Regions from separate parts of the Mus musculus genome. Here region 2 is linked to region 1. A link is a loop called in an ENCODE intact Hi-C map of the cell type or tissue named here. Cell type or tissue: left cerebral cortex. All regions are shown on one strand. Links, peaks and the distances in the headings refer to the core of each region. The heading gives the core; the rest is flanking DNA.

Region 1 (9,228 bases), core at 343-8,342:
GGGGCAGCTTATATAGGATTTCATAGAGGGTGGGGCTTTTCAGGGCAGAGGTTTTTATTTTTATTTTTTTGGTTTTTCGAGACAGGGTTTCTCTATGAAGCCCTGGCTGTCCTGGAACTCACTTTGTAGACCAGGCTGGCCTGGAACTCAGAAATCTGCCTGCCTCTGCCACCCGAGTGCTGGGATTAAAGGCATGCGCCACCAACGCCCAGCTCAGGGCAGAGATTTTGATTTGACAGTTGGTAAGACTTCAAGTCCTGCGTTTGGGGAGCTCAGGGACTGGTGGGCTTCCCTGTCCTTGGTTTGGTGGGTTTTTGTGAGAAGTACAGAGATTGGTAGGTTTTTTGGCTCAAGGATTGGTGGCTTTTTTTTTTCCACCCTCTCTTTTCTGCATCAGGTTCATGGGTTAGGAATGGCTTTGGCTGAGGTACCACCTCTGTGGAGCTACTGGAGAGGAGACATTGCCACCGCGGACAGCTCCTGTGGTGCTAATTCATGAAGTTCATAGGCTGAGGCAGGAAAGGTGCCACCACCATGGACAGCTCCTACGACTGCACCTCTAGCTAGTAGCAGGCAGAATTGGGAAAGGATGTGTTGCCACAGTGGAAAGCTACTCGTGACAGTATCAGGGTAAGACATGGCTGTTTGGCAGGTACTGGCATTTTAACAGCTCATGTTGAGGCATCTTATGGGTAGGTTGGAGCAGGAAGAAGGAGCCAGCAACTGCTTTGACAGCTTGCCCAGAGTCTACATCTACTACACACCAAGTCGAAGGCCAGCCTGGGCTACAGGAGATCCTATTTCAAAAACAGAGACCGAGGATTTCATTCAGGAGAGTGTTCATCTAGCATGCACAAAACCCTGGGTTTGATCCTAAGCATCTGTCTAAACTTAATGTGGTGCACCACAGTGGTTATACTTTTTATTGTCATTCAGACGCCTTGTCAAGTTCTTCCAGGCCATAGCCACCGCCAGTTCTCCCTATTCACAAATTGTGATATGAGCAAACACAGTTGTACACAAGAGATTATCCTAACATCTCTCCTTTATAGTCCAATAAAAGTCTAATTTCTCTAATGCCAATTAACTACATACAATAAGAACAATAATGAGAACTGTCAGGTAGGAATTACATTCAGTGTCTAATCATCTCTGTTTGGCAACTTTGGAAAAAGTACCCCACTATCCTAACTTGGTGAATCTAAAGTTCTGTATTTAAATCACTTTCTACCATAATTGTATGAATCAACCTAAAAACATCATTATTCTCATTGTATGATAATATCAGTTGTGCTGAGGTCTGGGGCCCTGTTAACAGTAGCAATGAAAAGATGGCTAGCTATGCAGCTATCCTAACACCATTTAATAAAATATTTTACCACTATTGATTGGTGATGCCTTGATTATCATATACTAAATTGTTAGTTTTTTATCATTTCAGTTTGTAGGAGGCAGAACAATGAACCCTTAATGTCTACATTTGTAACCCCAGAAATGTAATAATGTTACTCTGTTTAGCCATAGAGGTTTTGCAGATATATTAGCTGGGCAGGCATGCTATCACATACCTGTTAATCCCAGCACTCAGGAGGCTAAGCAGAGAGGATTGTTCCCTAGGCAACATACTGAGACTGCCTTTAAAAAGCAAAATAAAATTCAGAGAGAAGATTACATTCCTGCTGATTCAAATCTGATTGAGCTTGCTTCCCTGGAACTTCAGGTCATTGGGTTACAGATGTGGGTCAGTTGAATACTTGCCTAGTTCAGGAACTCAGAGTTTGATGCTCTGCTCAGTACTACATATACCAGTCATAGTGGTAAGTTCCAGTAGTCCCAACACTCAGAAGGGTCCAAGTTCCAAGTATCTTCATCTACAATGCAAATTTGAGGTAAGCCTGGGCTACATATACCAATTAAAGAACAGACATGACTAAGATTGTATAGTTCAATATTTTTCCAATTACAGTTATATTTTTAGGAATTGTTGGTTCTCTTTTAGAATTCTAGTTCATCTTTTTTCCCAGTTCTTAGGTTTTTGGTTTTTGAAGAAAAGTACTCAGACTAGTTTAAGCATTTTGGGATGTATGGGTTGTGCTAAATTACCAAAAGCAACACCCATGCTGCTGGGCCTCTGAAGAAGTGGAAAGATCTGAAAAGTGATAAGAACGAAAAGCAAGTTTTTGGGTCTTGGGGTATTTGTTTCTTCTACCCCTTTCTATCTCAATTTAACTGAGAATGAATAAACCTTTTCTTGTTTGACAGCCACTGGTGTCCTTTGCCTCTTAAATTTCTAAGCTAAGATTTGCCCAGATTATAATTCTAATTTCCAGGAGGAGCAATTCATTTTTTACCTGCTATCAATCAGTTTGTTTCTTTCTACAACCAAAATGCTTCTTGAACTGGTCTGTCATTGTCAAATATTTAACTCAAACCTCTGTCTCACCTGAAATACTTTTAAGAGGGATTTAGCTCAGTGGTAGAGTGCTTGCCTAGCAAACACAAGGCACTGGGTTAGGTCCTCAGCTCCAAACCAAAAAAAAAAAAAAAAAAAAAAAAAGTTTCATGGAGGAGATGGCAGCTGCCATGAACCCTGGCTACCTGAGTTGAATCTTGAACTTCCATACGTGGTAGAAGGAGATGACTGACCTTCAAGTTGTCTTCTGCCCTCTACTTGTGAAAACAGACACACACACAATGTATTTTTAAACCAAACCAAACCATCCTTTGACGTAAAATAGTATAAGTATAAAATACAAATTTTATCCACTTTAAAACTACTCACAACAGGCAGTGGTGGCGCATACCTTTAATCCCAGCACTTGGGAGGCAGAGGCAGGCAGATTTCTGTTCAAGGTTAGCCTGGTCTACAGAGTGAGTTCCGGGACAGCCAGGGCTACACAGAGAAACCCTGTCTCAAAAGAAAAAAAACTACTCAGCCCTGTGGGCACACACCTGTATGGGGTTGGGAAAAAAAAAAAAAAACAAGCTACATGGGAGTCTGAGGCAGGAAGATTCAAAGTTTAAATGTCACCCTGGGAAATTTATCCAGAGAAACTTAACTAAGGTGTCTCTCAAAATACAAAGTAAATATACATCAAGAATGGTGGCTTTTTTTTGTGCAACCCCAGACGTTGGGGAGCTGAGTCCAATCTGGGTTACAAAGAACCTGTCTCAAAAATAATTACCTGGGGCTGGCGAGATGGCTTAAGTGGTTAAGAGTTCCCACTGCTCTTCCGAAGGTCCTGAGTTCAAATCCCAGCAACCACATGGTGGCTCACAACCATCCGTAACGAAATCTGATGCCCTCTTCTGGAGTGTCTGAAGACAGCTACAGGGTACTTACATATAATAAATAAATCTTAAAAAAAAAATTACCTAGGGCTGAAGAGATGGCTCAGCAGTTAGGAGCACTGAGTCCAGTTCCCAGTAACCACATGGTGGCTCACAACCATCTGTAAATGGAATCACAACCATCTGTAAATGGAATCTGATGCCCTCTGGATGTCTGAAGACAGCTACAGTGTACTCATTAAATATAAGTAATTTTCAGCTAAGCATGCAGCTACGTTGTTGAAGTGCTTGTGTGGCATGCATACAATCCAGGATTCAATCCCCAACACAGAACATAGTAATGTTCCAGCAGTACAGGAAACAAAGGTGGGAGAAGGATTGTCATTCTTGGCATAGAGTTAAGGAGCCGGGCGGTGGTGGCACACGCCAGCACTTGGGAGGCAGAGGCAGGCGGATTTCTGAGTTCGAGGCCAGCCTGGTCTACAAAGTGAGTCCAGACAGCCAAGGCTACACAGAGAAACCCTGTCTCGAAACCAAAAAAAAAAAAAAAAAAAAAAAAAAAAGAGTTCAAGGAGTATGAGATCTTGTCTGAAAACACCTAGATGTATAACAAGAAACATACGAAGTTCCTGGCAAACTCCACAAACCTTTACTTTATTCAATTTTGCTCCTACTTTTCTGGAGTAACCACTACAAAGCGAGAGAAGAAAAAAAACACTAGAGAGTGAGTTATTTCGCTTTAGTTTTTGGTAGTTTTATGAATGTATATATTTAGATTATATCCACCGGTCCCAACCCCCGCCCAATTAAAAGGTTTTTTTTTTCCACCTCGCTGATTCCCACACTGGTTTTCTAATCGCTGGCTCCATTCGCAGGTTTTATCTTTATTCCAGCTTCTTCATCTCTGCCGCCCACAGAGACCAAGAGAACACCTGGTTCCAAAGCATACCATCCCAACTACCAAAGATCCACACTCTGCCAGAACTGGCCAAAGCCTTTCTGACCGAAGTCCACATCCGCTGTGCAAGAAGTTTTGCAGAGGTGCTTCCGCAGCAGTGCATTCTGGGTTATGTAGTCCTGGGCTGATCACATCGTCTTTGCAGACTTGTAGTCCTCAGTCGGGTAACCAGAAAGGCCGGATCAGAACAATCATAAAGGAAGGGAAGAGTGACCCTACGAAATCACTCGGCTTCAAAGCCGTCCGGCATGTCCGTCAGGTTCGCAGCAGAAGCGGAAGTAGGTATGAGGCGGGTCGGAGAAAGGCGTGATGACGTTGCAGCGATAGGAGCGTGAGGATTTGGCGGGATTTCCGAAAGTCGCGCGCCGTGCGCAGATCCGCGCCTGGGCAAAGCCGAGGCGCTCCCACAGGTGTGGCCAGGAAGACTGAAATTTTTCGTAGAAAACCTGACAGAGGAGCAACGAAGCGCGTTCGAGCCGGGTGAAGTGGGGGGAGTGTGGTGTGTGCAGAGCCGGCTGCCCGGAGGAGCGAGCGGCCCGTGGCCGCGGGACAGGTGAGTGTGCGGCGCCGGCGCACCCCTTCCATGGCCGCTCGGCTTCTTGAGCCGGCTCAGGCCAGTGCTCCCGTAGCCAGCTTTGTGGGTCCCCTCTACGCTGAGAAACCGGAGAAAGGCGGAGCAGGGCGACCAACCGACCGACGCTAACTGACCCACTGAATTCGTTGTGGAGAAAACCGACCTGTACTTCAAGCATTTGTTTTGAGACCCGAGGTCACGACCTAGGCTGGGCAGGGCTCGAACTGCTACCCTTAGTCTCCCAATGCTGGGATTTACAAACTTTCAGGTTCACTTCTGTGGTCCGGACGCAGGAAGCTGAGATCAGAGAAAAGTGCTCACAGCTGTTACGTAGTAGGGCCAGGGCTAACAGATTCTTGGTTACTTTAAAATGAGGGTAGTGGCTGGTCTCTCTGGAGACTGAAGTAGAAGGCCCCAGAGTTCAAAGATTGCGTAAGCAAAAGAGTAGCAAAGACCGAGAAATAAAACAAATTTCTAAAGAGAATCTTGGCTAGATGACTCACCTATATAATCGTAGCACTTGGGAGAGGCAGGAGGATGACAGTTTCAAGACCATCCTGAGCCACAAATGGAAGAGCTGTCTCAGAAAAGGAAAAGTGAAGAACAGGGGCTGGAAGGTGGCTCTGCTGTTAAGAGCACTTGCTGCTCTTCCCAAGGAACTGAGTTCAGCTCCTGTACCCACATGGTGGCTTACAACCAACCATAACTCCAGTTCCAGGGGATCCAGTGCCGCCTTCTGACCTCAGATACCAGGCATGCTTGTGGTACGCACACATGTATGCAGGCAAAATTCTCATGAACAAAAAAGAAATCTAAAAGGAACTTCCAAGAAATAAAAATAAAATGAAGTATAAAATACAAAGATGTATAAAATACAAGTGTATACGTGAGTGAATACAAAGTGAATATATTGGGGGCTAGAGAGAGGGCTCAGTGGTTAAGAGCACTGACTGCTCTTTTGAAGGTCCCAAGTTCAAATCCCAGCAACCACATGGTGGCTCACAGCCATCAGTACAACTGCAGTGTACTCATATACATAAAATAAAATCTTTCAAAAACAAGACAACAAAAAAAGAATGTATCTATGTAATCACTAATAGACTGCTGTTACCATGCTATAAACCTCTTGTTATCCTTCCTGGTTTTAGTATTTCCCCCTCACCCTGATGGCTGAACAGTGATTTCTAAAACTGTTCACTAAGGTGGCCTACCTTTAAAAGGCATTATTTAGGCAGGATCTGATTTTGTAACCCAGAAGCTAGTTTGGAACTCGGGATCCTACTGTCTCTGCCTTGTAGGTGCTGGGACTACAGGAGAGTACCACTGTGCCGGCCATATTTTTGGTTTTGTTTTTTTTTTTTTTGATCAAGGATCTTGCATTTTAGCAAAAACTGACCTTGAACTCCCCATCCTGACTCAGCTTCCCCAGCTCATCTTCGCCTGTTTTTAAATTTCATGTAAATATGTCAGTGGTATTGGATGTTTGTTCCATATGCTTGCCAACACTTGATTTTTTTTTAATTTTTTGATTTTTTTAATAATTTATTTTATATGCATTTGTGTTTTGTCTGCATGTATGTCTGTGTGAGGATGTCAAATCTTGGTGTTGTAGACAGTTGTGAGCTGTCATGTGATGCTGGGAATTGAATCTGGGTCCTCTGGAAGAGCAGCCAGTGCTCTCAACCTGAGCCAGTCTCAACACATATTTTATGAAGGTCATATAGTATTTTATGAACTTGGGAATGGGTGTGGGGGCTGCTTTTTGAGATAATTTAACTATGCAGCGCAGCCTGCCCTTAAATTTGTGGTCGTCTTCCTGACTCGCCTTCCAGGTGCTAGGGCAGTCATGGACCTCCATACCAGGCTTTTTTTTTTTTTTTTTTTTCTTTTTTGACAGGGTTTCTCTGTAGCCCTGGCTGTCCTGGAACTCACTTTGTAGACCAGGCTGGCCTCGAAGTCAGAAATCCGCCTGCCTCTGCCTCCCAAGTGCTGGGCGTGTGCCACCACTGCCCAGCTTGAATGATTTCTTTATGTTTGTGTTCTGATTTTCCACCTCTGATTATGCATCTAATTATGTATATAACAAATAATTTCTCTACAGTTTTGAATTTTTTTTTGAGATAGGTAATCCATGCTAATCTCAAACTTGTTATACCCCAGAGGATGAATGGCCTTGAGTTTCTAGTCTCCTTACCTACTTCCCAAATGCTGGGATTACAGACATAACTACCATGCCTGGTTTTATGCACTGCATAGCTTCAAACTCAGGGCTTGGTGCGTGGTAGGCAAATGCTACCAATTGATCTACATCCCAAAGCCCAAAGTTATGAGTGTAAATGTTGTCAGAGCTAAGGGTTTATTTCGGTAGTTATTTAACCTGTCCAGGAACCGGAAATCCATCTTCATCGCTGACAGTAAGATAAATACACTCAGTTTCTTGTTTGCTTGGTGGCACTGAGGATTCGCCCTGGTACCTCTTTTTCATCTCCTGGACAAGGACCGTTCCATAGGCTGCTATATGTATTTCCAGCCTGCGTTTTCAAGGCTGGAAATACTGTTCACTTTTAGATTGTTGTTGCTGTACGTATCTAGTTCAAGAATTCCTCTGTTCCAAGAAGATGGAAATATTCTCTTTTGGAATTTTACTCATCCTGTAGTATAGGAAGAGCTTGGAACTTGCTGCTTTGTGAAAAAAAAAATTTTTTTTTAAATATATTTTGAATGGGCTGTCAGACATGCCTGGGGTGTGTGTTTGTTTGTTTGTTTGTTTGTTTGTTTGTTTTGGTTTTTCGAGACAGGGTTTCTCTGTATAGTTCTGGCTGTACTGGAACTCACTCTGTAGACCAGGCTGGCCTGGAACTAAGAAATCCGCCTGCCTCTGCCTCCCGAGTGCTGGGATTAAAGGCGTGTGCCACTATGCCCCGCTTGTTTGTTTGTTTTAAGCTTATTTTTATTTTATGTGTTTGAATGTTTTGTTTCTGTGCCTGAAAACATAACACTCCTGTGTCGTGTCCGCATGGTCAGAGGGGGTGCTGAATCTCCTAGAACTGAAGTTATAAACACATGAATTTCCTTGTGGGTGCTGAGAACTGAACCTGGATGCTCTCTGTAGAGCAGCGGTTGCTCTTAACCTGTGGATAGGGAGGGCCAGCTGCAGTTCTTCAAAGGTGTGTCGGGAACTAAACTTGCACTTCTTAATTACCCCCGAATGTTTCTCTAGTGTTCACTCATACTGGCGGCTGTCTGTGTTTTTTAGTCATGGCTATGCAAATGCAGCTTGAAGCAAGTGCAGATACTTCAGTGGAAGAAGAAAGTTTTGGTCCACAGCCTATTTCACGGTTAGAGGTATGTTCTTAGTTGCTAAGTATTTTCTGACAATGCTGTAATAAATTGTTCTACCTAATGAAAAAAATTAACCTTTACAGAAATTAAATTAGGGTTTCAGGAGGTTGTCAAGGTTTCTACAGAAAAGCACAGGATTGTAGCTAAAGATGTCTGGTCAAGTCTCTCAACAATTCTCTTCCTACTCTGTTGTCTCCCTAAGAGCTGAACTTTAGAAACGAAGGCCTAGGATCCCCCAGTGGAATCTCTGTGCTACTTATACTAAGTATAAAAATGCTCATGGGGGCTGGAGAGATGGCTCAGCAGTTAAGAGCACTGATTGCTCTTCCAGAGGTTCTGAGTTCAAATCCCAGCAACCACATGGTGGCTCACAACCACCTGTAATGGGATCTAATGCCCTCTTCTGGTGTGTCTGAAGACCGCTTCAGTGTACTTATATGTAATAAATAAATAAATCTTTTTTAAAACTGCTAATGGGGAATTAGTGGTGTAACCCAGGAATGCACATGGGAAAGGGGATCAGCCTCCGTCTGTCTCCACTGGCCCCGGCTGTCATTGGGCAGACCGAAGGGTGTGGGGTTGTTAAGGTGTAAGATTCACCTCTATTTTAGGACTCAACATTAAGAATATGAAGCATTAGCTGGGCATGGTGGCCCATACCTGTAATTCTAGCAGTTGGAAGGCTGAAGCAGAATTCTTTTGGAGGCCAGCCTGGTCTACATAGCAAGTTCCAGGACAAGGCTGTGTGTGTTAAACCTTTCTCAAACAAGCCACAAACAAGTAGCAGCAGCAGAACAAACGAGAGGCTTGGGGAGATGGATCTGTGGGTGAAGTCCATGCCGTGCAAACAGTGCAGACCTCAGTTTGGATCCCAACACACATAGAATCCAGGCAGAGTGGCAAATGCCTGGATTCTTAGAGGATCATTGGGGCTTTCTGGTGAGCCAGTCTAGCCAATCTGTGAGAATCAGGTATAATAAGAGACCCTGTCTCCCAAAATAAATGCCTGAGGCAGACACCCCTGGCCTCTAGGCGTGTACACACAAACTTAAACATACATGAG
Region 2 (9,228 bases), core at 443-8,442, 93 kb after region 1:
AAAGCTTCAAATGAAGGGCTAGGTTGCTAAAAACAGAAGGGAAGGGCTAGAGAGATGGCTCAGAGGTTAAGAGCACTGTCAGTTCTTCCAGAGGTCCTGAGTTCAATTCCCAGCAACCACATGGTGGCTCACAACCATCTGTAATGGGATCCGATGCCCTCTTCTGGAATGCAGGCATAAATGTAGATAGAGCACTCACTCACATACATCATACATGCATACATACATACAAAAAGAAAACAGAAGAAAAGGCATACAAGAACTGGAAAGACTATGAACCTGAGCCCTGGCCTGATCCTGACACTTAGTCAGTAGACAGTCTTGACATGCTTCAGAATCTCTGGAGATCAGTGAGCAGCAAACAATCACGAGGACTCCCTCTGCCTGCTTCTCCCTCTGCTTCTCCCTCTGCCTGCTTCTCCACTTCTGGGTGCTCTGCCTGCATTTATATCCGTGTACCATGTGTGTGCCTGCTGCACCTGTAGGTGATCCCCCGGAACTGGAATTACAGATGGTTGTAACCACACCATCAATGTGACGAACCAAGCCCAGGTCTACAAGAACATCTCTCCAGCCTCCAATCAACTAAGCTGATAATCTTTTGTTCCCTTAAGTTTTGAACAAAATACATTCTCAGGGAAGCCTTCCCTGATCATGGCTTTTTTTCCCCCTCTTCCTCCTCCTCCTCCTCCTCCTCCTCTTTCTCTTTCTCTTTAGATTTATTTGTTTTGTTTTGTTTGGGTTTGGTTTTGGTTTTGTCGAGACAGGGTTTCTCTGTGTAGCCCTGGCTGTCCTGGAACTCACTCTGTAGCCCAGCAGATTTGTTTTATGTAAATACACTGTCACTCTCTTCAGATTCACCAGAAGAGGGCATCAGATCTCATTACAGATGGTTGTGAGCCATTATGTGGTTGCTGGGAATTGAACTCAGGACCTCTGGAAGAGCAGTCAGTGCTCTTAACCACCGAGCTATCTCTCCAGTGCCATGTTTTTCTTTTTATTCCTAAAATATTTCCCCTGTATGGTTCCACTGAGCCTCTTTTCACGTCAGAGGTCATGAGTTACAGCACTGTTTGAGCTGACAAACCCCAAGTGACTTTTTTTTCAGCACTCACCTCTTCCATGGCCACCTGGGATATTGTCTATGGTGATAAACTCCATCAATTTGATTCGCATGTAATACTGAACTCTGGTAAAGCTCAACTTTGTTTTACTTTATCCTGTCTCCCTTCTCTACTGATCTCTGCTTCCCTTGAGATCTACTGGAGGACAATCCGCAGTACTTGGCTTTCTCCTGCTACATGAGTTCTAGGAATCAAAGTGGCCAAACAGGCTTGGCAGCAAGCACCTTTATCTGCTGAACTATCTTCTCAGCTCTTATTTTGGTTTTCTGAGAAAGCACCTTAAAATGTAGTACTGGCTGGTCTGGAACTATGGACAGGAACCAGGATAGCCCCAAATCTGTAGGCAATTTTCCTGCTTGTGCCTCCCAGTTGCAGTGATTACAGATGTATAGCTCACAGATAAGTATTTAACTTTAAAACGTGCAATGAATTAGGCATGGTGGTGCTCAGTATTTGGGAAGGAGAATCAGGAAGATCAGTCATGCCAGACCAGCCTGGGTTACATGAAACCCTGTTTCAAAAACCAAAACACAGAACTTGCAAGGAGGATACAATCGCTAGAGGACCTCCCTGGCACTGTGCCAGGCACTGTGATTACAGGCATTGTACTAAGTGCTTTGTATGGATCCAGTCTCAACAATGCAACCAGGAGGAAGCCATCACTTCCACTGGGCAGATGGGGAAACCAAAGCTCAGAAAAGTTAACTGTTCACGGCCACTCCTGGGCTAAGTCATAAACCATCCTCAGGCAGTCCTGACTCCAAAGTTCCTGTCCTTAGCCACACCTGCCTGTACGTTCAAAGACTACTGACACGTTTACAGTTCACAGCACTGCAGGCTGTTCTACATGGATGTCTATCCACCTTCAAACCATGACAGCTATTACAAGCTTTAATTCTTGACCTTACTGAAGATTGGTTAGAAGAATTCCCACTTTATGCATGGCATGTGCCTGTTGAAATCATCAATCATCATTAATTAATCATCATTAGAAAATGTAAGCTTTGGGGCTAGAGATGCTCAGCAGGTAAGATCTTAAAGAGGACCTAAATTCAGTTCCTAGCTCCGACATCAGGTGGCTCACAACCACCTGTAATCTCGCTGTGCCTGGCCTGTGCAGGCACCTGCATTCATGTGCACACGAACAATAGACACATACACATGCTTTAAAAAGAAAATGTGAGCTTCTTGGGAAATCACCATTAGCCACCAAATTTCAAAGTAAATAGCCCCAGAGGCAAGGCACAGAGGCTAGAAACAAAACACAAGTGGCCACTCCTGGGGAGAATTTCTATTCACATCTGTACCAGCACCAGACACAGCTTGACACCCAGTAGGCACTTAATAAAACTGTTTGCAGGCTATGAGATGGCACAGTGGAAGATTGCAAGCTTGCTATGTACAAAGCCCTGGCTTTGATTGCCACACCAAAAGAAGTGTTTACAGGAAATGGTTCCATCCTCCTAAACAATATAAGAAGGAAGGAAAGGAAAGTTTGACTTTGTGAAGGGTCAGGGTGTGCCTGCCCTAGCTGGGTACCTGGTGTGCTGTTGTCAAATGTCAAGATTCAAGCAGGGAGATGGACGACCTCATACCTACTTGGTGGGAATATAAATCAACCTTTCTGTGAGTCAGTGTGCAGTGTGAATCATAATCTTGTAACTACATTAACTTTTGGTCTACTAACTTCACTTTGTCTGAAAACAACACTGCGTGCTCATTCGATCATTCACCAAGTATTTACTGAACATCTGTCCAGCGCTAGGCATTGTTCTAGAAGCTAGAAACTGCAGCAAACAAAACAGGAAGGTGCTGCCAGGATTTTTACACCCTGATGGGAGAGGCCAACAGAGAGCAAATGGCATTAACATAACATGTGGGACAATGAACTGAAACAGCTCCCAGTGGTCAAATGTCCAGCTGCCTCTGTCTCCCAAGTGCTGGGATTAAAGTATTGTAATCCCTGGCTGATGACTAAAGTATTTTAACTCTCAAATCCTGCCTCTAGTGACATACTTCCTCCAAGAGGCCACACCTCCTAAGCCTCCCAAACAGTGCCATCAGTTGGGGACAAGTGTTCAAAGGCCTGTGATTATGGGGGACATCTCATGACAACACCACAATTATCACATGGCAATCGTATATTTAATATTTAACATCTTGAGGAATCCTCACATCTTTAAGCAACAGTCATACCACATGCAATGGACAACAACTCCAATTTCTCTGCATCCTCATATACATATGCGTGTATTTATTTTGGCCTTAGAACCCTAACAGTAAGTAGTATCTAATCCTAATTTATTTGTTTTTGAGACATGTGGATCATAAACTGGGCTTGAACTCACAGAGATCCACCTGCCTGAGGTTCCTAAGAGCTAGGATTAAAGACTTACCCTACCACACTCAGCCCAGCTATTTTTTGAGACAAGGGCTCACTAGTCCTGAAGCTCACTGAGTTGGCTAGACTGGCTGGCCAGCACTGCTCCGGGAGCCTCCTGTCTCCGCCCCTCCCAGCACCAGGATCACAGGTGTGCACTGGCACACTTAGGTTTTATTTATGTCCTCATGCTTATGTGGTAAGCACTTTACCAATCAAGCCTGTGTGAATCTGAGTGTGGCTATCCACACAGAGCTTCTACCCAAGGAAGCCAGCCGCACATCCCCCACCTCCACCCCTGGAGCTAGCGTTCCTTGTGATTGTCAGCCACTCAACTTGGGTGAGGAGAATGAAGCTCAGGTCCGCTTTACCCTAACCACTGAATCAGCTCCCCCACCACACTTTGACCGAAATTTTAAATGGAGTTGTTTTGTGGCTTTTTGTTTTTTTATTTTGTTTTGCTTGCTTGTTTGTTACAACTTTTTACATGCAAAAACCATTCTGAGTGCATAGCCATTAAACAAGTAGTCACAGAGGGCTGAAAAAAATGAAGAGGATATAATGGCTCTTCCAGCGTCCATATCAGGTAGCTCATGACTGTAATTCCAGATCTCACTTACATGCACACGCGCGCGCGCACGCGCACACACACACACACACACACACATACACACACACACACTTTAAAATAATATAATAGGGACTAGACAGATGGCTTAGCAGTTAAGAAACCTTGCTGCTCTTGTAGAGGACCTGGATTCAATTCCCAGGACCCACATAGTGGTTCAAAACTATCTGTAACTCTAGTTCCAGGGAATCCACTCCTCTGGGCAATGAGGGCACCTGCATTCATGTGTACATACGCAGTCACACGTGCCTAATTAAAAACAATAAAACTAAAGCGAAAATAAAAATTTAAAATATAAAATAATTTGTTTGTTTTTAAGATTTATTTGTTTAATTTATGTGAGTACACTGTTGCTGTCTTCAGACACACCAGAAGAGGGCATCAGATCCCATTACAGATGGTTGTGAGCCACCATGTGGTTGCTGAGAATTGAATTCAGGACCTTTGGAAGAGCAGTCAGGGCTCTTAACCCCTGAGCCATCTCACCAGCCCCCAGATCTGCTTCTCAAGAGGTAGAAGCACAGAAAGTATTGAGGAATTAGGCAAATAACAATAGAACTAACCAGCGCGGCGGCATGGTGGCACATGCCTTTAATCCCAGCACTGGGGAGGCAAGTGGATTTCTGAGTCCGAGGCCAGCCTGATCTACAGAGTGAGTTCCAGGGCAGCCAGGGCTATACAGAGAAACCCTGTCTCAAAAACAACAACAACAACAACAACAACAACAACAAAGACTATAACAATAGAACTAACTGCAGACTGGTGTAAAGTGCTGTAAAGGAGGGAGTCAGCTGCTATGAAAGAGAGTGACAGGCAAAAAGACTAGGTTGGAGCTCAATAGGACATCTGCCTAGCAAAGTCCTAAGTTCATATCCCGCATAGGGGTTGAGGAGTAACAGACAAAACTTCACTGAGGGGGCCAACTAAACTGAGTTGGGTTCTTTTTAAAATATATGTCTAGGGCTGGTGAGATGGCTCAGTGGGTAAGAGCACCCGACTGCTCTTCCGAAGGTCCAGAGTTCAAATCCCAGCAACCACATGGTGGCTCACAACCATCCGTAATGAGATCTGACTCCCTCTTCTGGAGTGTCTGAAGACAGCTACAGTGTACTTACATATAATCAATAAATAAATCTTAAAAAAAAAAAAATAAAATAAAATAAAATAAAATATATGTCTAAGTGTATGTGGGAGTATGTATGCACATGAGTGCAGATGTCTGCAGAGGCTATTGACTACAGATGCCCCAAACTCATATCCTCTGGAAGAGTATGCTAAGTATTGTGAGCCTTTTTAACTGCAAAGACATCTCTCCAACCACCCCATCCCCCTCGTTGTTTATATATATATATATATATATATTTTTTTTTTTTTCCCGGAGCTGAGGACCGAACCCAGGGCCTTGGGCTTGCTAGGCAAGCGCTCTACCACTGAACTAAATCCCCAACCCCGTTTATATTTTTTAAGTAGGGTCTCTGTGCTGTTTTTTTGTCTGAGACACACACACACACAATAATAGAAAGAGGAGGAGGTGGTGGAGGAAGAAGAGGAGGAGAAGGAGGAAGAAGCAGCAGGTGGTGGTGGTGAGGATTATGATTTGGGGTTGGAGAGCTGGCCCAGTCTGTAATGTGCCTGTTCTGTAAGCAGAGGATTTGAATTTGGATCCTAAGCATTCAGGTAAAAAGCCTGGATCCCAAAAGCAGGGCACGGGGCATCCTAACATTTGGGAGGCAGATTTATCGCTGTGAGTTCGGAAAAACTAGCCTGATCTACATAGAAAGTTCCAAGACAGCCAGGGCTACATCAACTTTTCTTCGAGAGAGAGAGAGAGAGAGAGAGAGAGAGAGAGAGAGAGAGAGAGAGAGAGAGAGAGAGAGAGAGAGAGAGAGCGAGAGAGAGAGCCGGGCATTGGTGGCGCACACCTTTAATCCCAGCACTTGGGAGGCAGAGGCAGGTGGATTTCTGAGTTCCAGGTCAGCCTGGTCTACAGAGTGAGTTCCAGGACAGCCAGGGCTGCAAAGAGAAAGCCTGTGCTTTACGAGTATTTATTTCTACATCCATTTTTGACTTCAGCCAAATCTTCAGGAAGCTTTCTGAGCAGGATGACCACAACTTTACTGAAGAATCCAATCACCCTGATTTTCTGCCCCAGAGCACTCTTTCTGACACTCAAGCATTGGACAAGCAGTCCAGAAGTATAAGAGCATTGATAAGATCTCTTGCTGGGCGGTGGTGGTGCATGCCTTTAATCCCAGTACTGGGGAGGCAGAGGCAGGCGGATTTCTGAGTTCGAGGCCAGCCTGGTCTATAAAGTGAGTTCCAGGACTGCCAGGGCTATACAGAGAAACCCTGTCTCGAAAAAATAAATAAATAAAAAGGATCTCTTCCCCCCCCCCACCTTAAACACGTTAAGACAGCTGACCTTAAACTCCACAAGAAACTGAAGTTGACCTTAAATTCCTGATTCTCCTCCCTCCAGCGCCCAAGTGCATTACAGGCTTGGATCACTATGCCCAGCCCGGTGGGCATTACTTTTTATCCAATGAACTCCCCTGCGTGTACTGTCACTATTGCCACCACAATCTAAGAGTAAATAACAGAAACCTTAAGTACAGCACTTGAGATAAGTGGACCCCCACACCACCTGCTTTAACCTTCTGATCCTCTTGTTTAACCCGCTAAGCAGCACGCACTGACAACATTGGAACATCTGATACTTAAAAAGAGGAAAAGAAAACTGAGGCCTCTAGGTTCTAGGCCTCAACGTCAAATCCAGAAAAAGAAGAGGGGCTGAGGGGAGGAGTTAGAGCCTAGAGACTTTTCTTCCTAGGATCCCCCTGAAGTTAAAACAGACTAAAACCAAACACCTCCAGACAGACAGGTAAAACGTTCAGCGTACAAACTGATGCTGCGCAGGCGCAAAAAAGCAGGCCTGGGCTCTCAGGTTCAACCGGCCTCCAAACAGTGTGGCAGAAGGGACAGCACGGTCACACAGTTCAGAGTTCTCAATGCCTCCCTCCCTAACCCAGTCCTCAAGCCTTTCAGGAAGTGCCCGGAGGCCCCCTTTTTAGTCATTGGCCGTCCCTCGCTCCGGGTCCAGGATAGGGCGGAGCATAGAAAGCCGGAGCCAGGCGCGCGCCCTGACGCGAGGACCGAAGAACTGCTTTGCCTATCAAGTTCTCACCTCTTTGTCTGCCGCCTTCTCCTCAATGCCGAGCAGCGCGTACAGATCCATTTGTAAGAGCTCTTTGGTCACCGCCATGGTTCTAGTCCAAACTTGAATTGATACTACAACTCCCAGGAGTCTGAGCGTGTGCGTGGGCGCGGGGCTTACTCGCTCCGAGCCGGCCCAAAAGCGCGCTAAGCCTCCTGGGATGATGCCTTCCGATTCTCGTCTGACTGGCTGTGGAGGAGCGCGCTGCGGAGAATGAACTACGACTCCCAGCATGCCCCACTCCGCTGCCGCCCCGCCTTGGTGAGTGCAAAGTCAGAATTCTCCGCGCTGGGCCGCCCCTGGACAGCGCCGATGGGCGTGTGGGACTGGGCTGCACAACCTGAGGGTCTGAGAGGCCTACCCTGCGCTGGTGAGAGGCTAACCTACCAATTCTGCAGCGCCGAGAACTGCTATGGAGAGCAGGTGCTACGGCTGTGCTGTCAAGTTCACCCTCTTCAAGAAGGAGGCGAGTGTACTCCCAGAAAGCCGAAGGGCCAAGGGAGGACGCGGGGCGAAGGGAAGGGAGTTGCAGGCTAAAGACCGTTTGACGGCTTCTTTTCAGTTGTGTGGTTTTGATGAAGTAACCCGGTTAACCTCTCTGTAAAGTGGGTCGGATGCCCACCCGTTTCCGGGTTAAGATGATGGTCTGATGAGGTTCAGTGAGGTAAAAGCACTTCCTGCAAATCCCGATGACCTTAGTTCGAACCCCAGGACCCACATGGTGGAAGGAGAGAACTCCTGAAAGTTATTCTCTGATCTCCACACACATGCCATGATATGCATATGTCTGCACGCATACACTCACAAAGAAATAATGTAAATTAAGAAAATGTAAAGTAGCTTCGGTGAGGTGCTGTAGCTGAAAAGACCCTAGAAATTGTAAAGTTTCCAAAAGCTACACTTTTTTTTTAAATCTCCACCTACATTCTATCCACTCCCCTTCTCTCCATCTCTGTCTTTAAAGTCATCCCATGCATGCCGGTTGCTCTCTGTTCTGAAACCTGCCCCGTCCACAGCTTGCCCTTTTCTCCCCAGGGCACAATGAAAAAGCCTTCTTCTCAACCACATTCCCCTTGTGAGCTGCAAGGGAAGTAAATGGGACGAATTCATGGTGTATAGGATTGGAGCACTTACATATCAATTTTGGTGTCAGAGTTCAAATTTCAGCTGCCCTGTCTTATTCAAAGAATGATCTAATTGAACGGTCATGTAATTTCACTGGCCCCTGTTAAAATAGAGATAATACTGGTGGGCATCAGGATCAAATATGATGACGTATGTAAGTGATGATGGTTATAACAAATGATGAATTTTAAGGTGCAGGCTTAGTGCCTGGCACACACTAAGTACTTAATAATTGAAGCTATTGTTACAACCCTATCCTGAGGCGAACCTCCCACCATCTCTACCAGAACAGAGAAAGCACGGGATCTGCACCCAACTCTGATTCTTTTTGTTGACAAGCCAGGGACCTGACACACTGGGCCTTGTTTGTCTTTGCACTACACCCCCATGGTAAGAAATTGAAAATGGTAGAAAGCATGTGAATTTTGCCTGAAGTTTTATCTAATTTGAATAAGACTCCGGAAACAAGGAATTGCTGAACCCATCTCGGCCAGAACCCTAGGGATACCACTCTTCCTCCTTCCTTCAAAATCTGGTCACAACTTCACTTCCTTCTTTCTGTGAGTGCTTAGAGGGTCTCAGAGAAGAGCCATCGGGGCTGGGTGAGACATGCTTCCTCCTGCTTCCTGTTTCTTATAGTATGGCTGTAAGAATTGTGGCCGAGCCTTCTGTAACGGCTGTCTTAGCTTCAGCGCTCTGGTACCCCGGGCTGGCAACACACAACAGAAAGTCTGCAAGCAGTGCCACACAATCCTGA

What was found. Peaks named below come from ENCODE experiments on the same cell type or tissue, not always from the same donor. Only the 100,000 strongest peaks of a DNase experiment are listed, where the experiment ranks them.
Region 2: a loop joins it to region 1, with 2.4 times the contacts of the local background. A loop is called at or near these places in 2 of 42 quality-filtered maps.

What each region holds. Positions count from the first base shown.
Region 1 is chr2:119,108,233-119,117,460 of GRCm38, forward strand. It overlaps Knl1 (kinetochore scaffold 1), which reads left to right. Exons shown (of 24, transcript NM_029617.3): 24 at 1-2,265. It overlaps Rad51 (RAD51 recombinase), which reads left to right and starts at 4,582. Exons shown (of 10, transcript NM_011234.5): 1 at 4,582-4,802; 2 at 8,080-8,168. The coding sequence starts at 8,082. In left cerebral cortex, for the core only: CTCF peaks have their summits at 4,626 and 4,825; DNase peaks (open chromatin) are centred at 4,392, 4,495 and 4,984; H3K4me3 peaks cover 1,432 bases; H3K27ac peaks cover 731 bases.
Region 2 is chr2:119,201,372-119,210,599 of GRCm38, forward strand. Dnajc17 (DnaJ heat shock protein family (Hsp40) member C17) reads right to left here and starts at 7,424. Exons shown (of 11, transcript NM_139139.2): 1 at 7,317-7,424. The coding sequence starts at 7,394. Zfyve19 (zinc finger, FYVE domain containing 19) reads left to right here and starts at 7,349. Exons shown (of 11, transcript NM_028054.3): 1 at 7,349-7,812; 2 at 9,111-9,228. The coding sequence starts at 7,759. In left cerebral cortex, for the core only: a CTCF peak has its summit at 4,473 (motif pointing right); DNase peaks (open chromatin) are centred at 1,707 and 7,518; H3K4me3 peaks cover 1,947 bases; H3K27ac peaks cover 1,301 bases.